2 separate regions of the Homo sapiens genome follow, and region 1 is linked to region 2. A link is a contact called in ENCODE Hi-C or POLR2A ChIA-PET data. All regions are on one chromosome and are shown on one strand. The core of a region is the stretch at or near the end of the contact, and the rest is flanking DNA. Distances in the headings are between cores, read along the strand shown. Region 1 holds the start of C19orf44 (chromosome 19 open reading frame 44). Region 2 overlaps EPS15L1 (epidermal growth factor receptor pathway substrate 15 like 1).

What was found. Hi-C counts contacts between places; a loop is a spot of excess contacts on that map. ChIA-PET counts read pairs that join two places held with the same protein, here RNA polymerase II (POLR2A). Pooled maps may share reads with other maps.
Region 1: a loop to region 2 is called in a pooled map, with 3 times the contacts of the local background. The contact joins the promoter of C19orf44 here to the enhancer-like site in region 2. A Hi-C loop is called at or near these places in 1 of 168 maps with a recorded cell type or tissue (Right ventricle myocardium inferior) and 7 of 50 pooled maps. POLR2A ChIA-PET finds 5 or more read pairs at or near these places in 3 of 52 experiments (A673, RWPE1 and WTC11).

What each region holds. Positions count from the first base shown.
Region 1 is chr19:16,493,685-16,497,656 of GRCh38, reverse strand. It overlaps C19orf44 (chromosome 19 open reading frame 44), which reads right to left and starts at 1,263. Exons shown (of 9, transcript NM_032207.4): 1 at 1,192-1,263. CALR3 (calreticulin 3) reads left to right here and starts at 1,490. Exons shown (of 9, transcript NM_145046.5): 1 at 1,490-1,618; 2 at 1,805-1,906. The coding sequence starts at 1,528. RefSeq lists enhancers at 1,161-1,590, 1,225-1,725, 1,726-2,226.
Region 2 is chr19:16,415,503-16,419,274 of GRCh38, reverse strand. EPS15L1 (epidermal growth factor receptor pathway substrate 15 like 1) reads left to right here. Exons shown (of 24, transcript NM_001258374.3): 11 at 1,171-1,327; 12 at 1,638-1,723. Among named protein-coding and RNA genes, the nearest start is that of EPS15L1, 55 kb to the left of the region's middle. RefSeq lists enhancers at 782-1,385, 1,531-1,580, 1,611-1,680 and a silencer at 1,351-1,430. Within about 2 kb of position 1,499, at least 8 of the 41 ENCODE cell types and tissues checked have a DNase peak (open chromatin) inside an H3K27ac peak, as active enhancers do.

The DNA.
Region 1 (3,972 bases), core at 14-2,513, 79 kb before region 2:
AGTAGCCAAGCCGGGCGCAGTGGCTCACGCCTGTAATCCCAGCACTTTGGGAGGCTAAGGCGGGCGGATCACGAGGTCAGGAGATCGAGACCAGCCTGACACACATGGTAAAACCCCGTCTCTACTAACAATACAAAAATTAGCGGGGCGTGGTGTCATGCGCCTGTAATCCCAAATACTCAGGACGCTGAGACAGGAGAATTGCTTGAACCTGGGAGGCGGAGTTCGCAGTGAGCCGAGATCGCACCATTGCACTTCAGCCTAAGTAACAGAGCGAGAATCTGTCTCAAAAAAAAAAAAAAAAGGAAAGAAAAAAGAAAGTAGCCAGACACTAAACTCCACACACCCTATCATTTCATTTGTAAGAACTGTCAAGAAAAGGCAAACCAATAAACTCAGAAAGCAGATCGGGCCGGTGCTGTGACTCACGCCTATAATCCCAGCACTTTGGGAGGCCAAGGCTGGCAGATTACGTGAGGTCAGGAGTTCGAGACCAGCGTGGCAAACATGGTGAAACCCCATCTCTACTAAAAATACAAAAAATTAGCCGGAGTGCAGTGGCATGATCACAGCTCACAGCAGCCCTTGACCTCCTGGACACAAGCAATCCTCCCTCCTGCCTCAACATCCTGAGTAGCTGGGACTACAGGCGCGTGCCACTACACCTGGCTAATTTTTTATTTTTATCTTTTTTAGAGATGGGGTCTCGCCAGGTTGCCCAGGCTGGTCTGGATCTCCTGGCCTCAAGTGATCCTCCCGCCTCTGCCTCCCAAAGTGCTGGGATTCCAGGCGTGAATCACCGCGCCCGGCCTGACGCAAAGTTCTAAAGCTGGATGAGCTGGATGGTGGCGACGGCTTCACAACTTTGTAGATTTACTAAAAATAACGGAGTCGTCAGCTTAAAAGTGGCGAACACTATGGTATGTAAATGAAGGCTCAATAAAGTTGTTACAAATCAACAAACCAAAACTTGAAAACCCTGGCGCCCCTGAGACCATCCTGCTCTTCTCCCCAGCTATGAAGCGACCCGCGCAGGACCATGCTCCAATAGACCCCAGACAGGGAAACTGAGGCGCGGGACCATCCTGCAGCGGCCCAACCAGCTCAGCCCCGGAGAAGGCCCCATTTCCCCGTATCCCCCTCGCGAGCCCGGACGCCCAGCTAGGTCACCTCCCCACCAGCCCTGCCGACCTCTTCCCACGCCGTCCATTCGCAGAGGCAGCCGCCACATTCACGCCTGAAGGAGCGGTTGCCCTGGGCAACAGAGCCAGAGCAGAAGAGACTACATCTCCCGGGAAGCACCGCGCCCCGCAGACCAATGGCGCCCCGAATCACAATCGCGGGGTGTCATGGGAGCGGTAGTTCCGGGGCGGGCCCAACGTGCCCCGCGCCGCAGCGACCAATGGGACCCTCAGGTCATAATCGCGAGTTGTGACGGGAGTTGTAGTTTCGGGACGCGCCTGAAGAGCCGCAGAGAGAGCTGGGAGCTAAGGGGTGGCGGCGACCGGAAGCGCAGTGCACACCCCCATGGCCCGGGCTTTGGTCCAGCTCTGGGCCATATGCATGCTGCGAGTGGCGCTGGCTACCGTCTATTTCCAAGAGGAATTTCTAGACGGAGGTGAAGGGGCCACGCCCGTGGTGGCGGAGGTGTAAGCTCCCCCATCTCCGCCCCCTAAGGCTGGCCAGAGTCGCCACGGGGTCCACGGCAGCGAACCCTCGAATCCTCGAGGGTCCCCTTCACCCTTCCCTTAGCCCAAATTAACCATTATCACCTCTAACCGGTGTTATTTCCCCTTCCCCACAGAGCATTGGAGAAACCGATGGTTGCAGTCCACCAATGACTCCCGATTTGGGCATTTTAGACTTTCGTCGGGCAAGTTTTATGGTCATAAAGAGAAAGATAAAGGTTAGTGTAGAATCAGGACCAAATTGAGCCTAATGTTACATTTCCATAGCAACCTCTCTAGGTAGTTGTGGCACAGCCAAAACGCTTTTATTCCCGTTTTACAGATGAAGACATTAAGGCAAAGGTAGAACTTAAGGGGCTCCTTTCCTTGTTTTTTTGTTTCTTCTCTCCTTTTTTTTTTTTTTTTTTTTTGAGACGGAGCCTTGCTCTGTTGCCCAGGCTGGAGTGCAGTGGCGCGATTTCGGCTCACTGCAACTTCCACCTCCCGGGTTCAAGCAATTCTCCTGCCTCAGCCTCCCGAGTAGCTGAGACTACAGGCGCGCGCCACCATGACCGGCTAATTTTTGTACTTTTAGTAGAGACAGGGTCCACGTTGGCCAGGCTGGTCTCGAACTCCTGACCTCATGATCCACCCACCTTGGCCTCCCAAAGTGCTGGGATTACAGGCATGAGCCACAACATCCAGCCTCCTCTCTCCTTTCTTTATTGCCAAAGATTCCTTTTTTTTTTTTTTTTTTTTTTTGGTAGTAGGAGTCTCGCTCTGTCGCCTAGGCTAGAGTGCAGTGGCACGATCTTGGCTCACTCAAACCTCCGTCTCCCGGGTTCAAGTGATTCTCTTGCTTCAGGCTTCTGAGGAGCTGCGATTACAAGCGTGCGCCACCATGCCCTGCTAATTTTTTTAGAGACAGAGTTTCACCACATTGCCCAGGCTGGACTCAAACTCCTGGCCTTAAGTAATCCACCTGCCTCGGCCTCCTAAAGTGCTGGGATTATAGGCGTGAGCCATGGTGCTTGGCCTATTATCATTATTATTACTTTTATTGGTATTAGGTCCCCTGAAGTCCAAGGAGACATATTCAGCTTATTTGGTATAATAAAATCATACTTGAAGCACTGTCAAATATGCAATGGTATTTAACCTTCTTTGGATTATATTTATATGAATGTGTTATTAGTAGGCATTACCAAAATTGCCCCTCTTAATAGACACTAGTCAAGTGCATTTGAGGATCAAGGGCCATGCCCCTCAGAAGGAAAAGGTTAGTGGGTACTTTTTCTCATTTTAATTTTCGTATTAAAAAGAAAAATAGGCCAGGCGCGGTGGCTCATGCCTGTAATCCCAGCACTTTGGGAGGCCTTAGGCGAGCGGATCATGAGGTCAGGAGTTCAAAACCAGTCTGGCCAATACGGTGACACCCTGTCTCTACTAAAAATACAAAAATTAGCTGGGTGTGGTGGCTCATGCCTGTAGTCCCAGCTACTCGGGAGGCTGAGGCAGAAGAATCACTTGAACCCGGGAGGCAGAGGTTGCAGTGAGCAGAGATCATGCCCCTGCACTCCAGCCTCAGTGACAGAGTGAGACTCCATCTCAAAAAAAAAGAAAAATATGGTCAGGCACGGTGGCTCACGCCTGTAATCCCAGCATGTTGGGAGGCCAAGGCAGGCGGATTACTTGAAGTCAGGAGTTTGAGACCAGCCTGGTCACCATGGTGAAACCCTGTCTCCACAAAAATACAAAAAAGTTAGCCAAGTGTGGTGGCGCACAACTATAATCCCAGCTAATTGGGAGGCTGAGGCAGAAGAATCGTTTGTACCCAGGAGGCAGAGGTTGCAGTGAACTGAGATTGTACCACTGCACTCCAGCCTGGGTGACAGAATGAGACTCCATTTCAAAAAATAAAAGAAAAAAATACAGAGATAAACATTACATCTTGTCGCCTGCACATTCTTCAGGGTACAACACAATGAGCTTTTACTTTTGTACAGGCAGGTCAAGATAAGGCAAGCGAATCACTTGAGGTTGAGACCAGCCCGGCCAACATGGCGAAACTCCGTCTCTATTAAAAATACAAAAATTAGCTGGGCATGGTGGCACACATCTATAATCTCACCTACTTCAGAGGCTGAGGCAGGAGAATCACTTGAACCCAGGAGGCGGAGGTTGCAGGGAGCCAAGATCATGCCACTGCACTCCAGCCTGGATAACCGAGCAAGACTCTGTCTCAAGAAAAAAAATATATATATATACAAATATTAGCCGAGCATGGTGGCATAGGCCTGTAGTC
Region 2 (3,772 bases), core at 250-2,749:
GTTGGCCAAGCTGGTCTCGAACTCCTGACCTCAGGTGATCTGCCCGCCTCAGCTCCCAAAGTGTTGAGAACACAGGCATGAGCCATTGCACCCGGCCCTGGCTGGCTCCTTGATTGTGAGTGTCGCGGAGCCTCTCACCTCAGCTCCACAGGACCACTGTGTGCTGCTATTCAGATGCTGCCTTGGCCCATCTTTCAGGACATCCAAGAGCTATGTGGGCAGGGGACGCTTAGTTGTGGGGGACTGTCCTGTGCATTGTGGCCATGCCCCTGTGGCAGCCTCATTTGGGCACAAGAGGAGTGTTTTAGACCATTGGGCTGCTGTGACAAAGTGCCATAGACAGAGTGGCTTAGAAACAGACATTTCTCACGGCTCTGGGGGGTGGAAGTCTGTGATCCAGGCACCAGCAGATCCAGTGTCTGGTGAGGGCTCACTGCCTAGTTTGTAGACGGCCACCTGCTTGCCGTGTCCTCACATGGCAAAAGGAGCAGAGAGAGCCTTCTGGGGCCTCTTTTATAAGGGCACTAATCCCACTCCTGAGGCTCCACCCTCATGACCTCATCACCTCCCAGAGGCCCCACCTCCCAACACCATCCCATTGAGGGATAGGATTTGGACATAGGAATCTGGGGGGACATAAACGTTCCGTTCATAACAAGGAAAGAGAGTCGTTGCTGATTCTTTCTTCATCATGATGACACCCCAAAGTGCTGCTGTCATCCCCATTGAAGGCCAGTAGCCGGGGCCATTCAGATGACCCAGAGCTACAGGGACAATGCTTGGTCTCAGCACCCATTTCCACGGAAGGGCTGGTCTACTCCATGCCTGCAGCATCAGAGCCTGCCCCACGCACGAGATAAGCCAAAGGAAGAGGCAGCTGCATCTCAGCCCTAGTGAGGTTTTCCCAGGGGGTCGGCTCCTCAGCCCAGGTCAGGGGCTTGGGGTTCTTCAGCCCTGACAGCCCTCCTAGGGTGGGGGACACTGGGAGCGGGGAACCCCTGGGCCACTTCCTGGGAAGGAGATGTGAAGTAGGGAAGGAGCTGGGGCTTGCCACCACGCCCTGCCGTTGTTTTCGTCGCTGTCGTTTTTGAAAAGCAAGGGATCGGTGACTTGGGTTCAGGCTGAGTCGGCGCCTGTGATGTGTAATTAGCATCCCCACGTTTCTCCCAGGGCCCTGGCCGATACGAGGCAAACGGGGAAGTTAAGCAAAGACCAATTCGCGTTAGCTATGTATTTCATTCAGCAGAAGGTCAGTAAAGGCATCGACCCTCCTCAAGTCCTCTCGCCGGACATGGTCCCGCCTTCGGAGAGAGGCACGCCCGGCCCGGTGAGTGGTGCTGGTCATGCCCTGGGGGTATTGACATCCCTTCCCACCGCCTGCCACCAGGTGGCACTGGTGGCACACATGAGCCCACGGTGGCGGGTGCTGCCTGTGGTCCCTGCCTTCCTCAACAGGGGCCCCCGGGAGGGTGGCTTGGCTGCCCAGGTATTTCCCCAGGCAGGGGGCTGACACTTTTGCTACCTCACCCTGTGTACTAAAGGGACAATTTTATCCCTGGGCCCGAGAACTGCTGGTGCCTCCTGTCAGGTGATGTCAGGTTGCTAATTAGAGATCTCGCCTCTGAATTCAATTCTAGGACAGTTCAGGCTCTCTCGGCTCCGGGGAGTTTACTGGCGTGAAGGAGCTTGATGACATCAGTCAAGAGATTGCCCAGTTACAAAGGTATGTTGGAAACGGCCCTTCCCTCCACATCCAGATGTTACACGAACTCTCCCAGGTTGTTATCGGAAATATCAGAGGCTCACCTGGAAGTTTGCTCATCACAGGTTTATTCAGAAGGAAGGAAAAGATACAGCTTCTGAGGTCCTAAACTGGCTCAAGGGGCTTGAAGAATGACATCTTCCATTTGAATCAGCCTCAGCCAGAGCCCGTAGCATCTGTGTGGTCTCAGGCAGGTCTTGACCAGAGCCTGTGGGTGGCAGCTGTGTGGTCCCAGGCAGGTCGTGGGCAGAGCCTGTGGCAGCTGTGTGGTCCCAGGCAGGTCGTGGGCAGAGCCCGTGGCAGCTGTGTGGTCCCAGGCAGGTCATGGGCACAGCCTGTGGCAGCTGTGTTGTCCCAGGCAGGTCATGGGCAGAGCCTGTGGCAGCTTTGTGGTCTCAGGCAGGTCGCAGCTCAGTAGCCCCAGGCATCAGCCCCTCCCCAGTGCTAGGAAGGCCTTGTTATCCTTGACAGCTAGGGCAATTGGGTCTCAGATGGCGAGGAGCGGGCTTAGGACCCAGCAGCTGAAGGTGTGAAGGGGCCTCCAGGTCTGTGGCTCCCCTTCTTGCCTAGTGCCTTAGTTTCCTCATGTGTAAACGAGGGCTTTGGATGGGCTGTCTGTACTTTTAGAGTCTGGTATAAAGAAATGCAGTCACTTCCTGTATTCCCCTCTGGATCCTCTTCAAGAATGACATCCTTTTTTGTTGTTTGTTTTTCAGACAGGGTCTCGCTCTGTCACCCAAGCTGGAGCGTAGTGGTGTGATCATGGCTCACTGTAGCATCTGTTTCCTAGGCTTAAGCAATCCTCCCACCTCAGCCTCCCGAGTAGCTAGGACGCACCACCATGCTGGCTAGATTTTTTTTTTTTTTTTTTAATTTGAGACAGAGTCTCATTCTGTCACCTAGGCTGGAGTGCAGTGGTGTGATCTCAGCTCACTGCAGCCTCTGCCTCCTGGGCTCAAGTGATCTTCCCACTCACCCTCCCAGGAAGCTGAGAGTACAGGTGCATGCCACCATGCCTGGCTAATTTTTTTATATTTTTTGTAGAGATGGGGTTTCGCCATGTTGCCCAGGCTGGTCTCGAACTCCTGAGCTCAAGTGATCCTCTGGCCTTGGCCTCCCAAAGTGCTGGGATTACAGGCGTGAGCCACTGTGCCAGCCAGCATCTTTTTTCCAGTCGATTCTAGGACAGGGTGGACTCTTGTGATGACGGGGCACCATGCAGAAGGGCCCAAAGGTGCTTTGCCCTCTGTGGGAAAGAGATTGTTTACTTGGCTGAAAATGGAAAGGGCTTTGACTTTCCCAGGGAGGATGGATCCTGGTCCTAGCTGGGGGATCCCCGGGGGTCATATTAACAGGTGCAGTATTCTATCAGCTCCTCTGGCCTTGGTTTTGTGCTGTTAGCAGAGCCCTGATGAGCAAAGGCAGGTTAGGTCTTGGAGGGGATCAAGGTGGGTGGCTGGTTAGAAAACCTGAGCCACGGCCTGAGTCAGGCATCCCACTTCATGTTCAGTGCAGCAGATGGTTCCTGTTCTGTCTCAGCTCCTGGGGGCCGTGTTATCCAAACTGGCGATCAGCAAGGATGTGCAGCCTGACAAGGCTGAGGGTGTCTTGAGGATGCAGGGCCAGCATCCTAGAGCCTGGGCAGGCCTGAGAATCAGGACCGGGCAGGCCAAGGATGGAGGGAGCCCCTGTCGTGCAAGGGTCAGGGTCTAGGAAGGGACGCTGGGGCGTGAATCACCCCAGTGTGGCCTCAGACAGCCAGAAGCCTTGTTTCCCCAATGTGGAGGTGACAGGCTGGTGTGTGCAGAGTGCCCATCTGTAGGAGGCTGGGGCCTGCAGTGGCCCCTTGAGCAGGTGGCTCTGAGAGTGGCCCTTGATTCGGGGAGTGTGGGCTGAGCTTTCCTCTTATGATTTCACACTGCCATAAGCCAGCAAGGGCATGTCAGGTCCTTCAGTTTAAAGAGCACTTTGTATTGTAAGTTTCTGGGCTTGTGGAAATGAATATTCCAA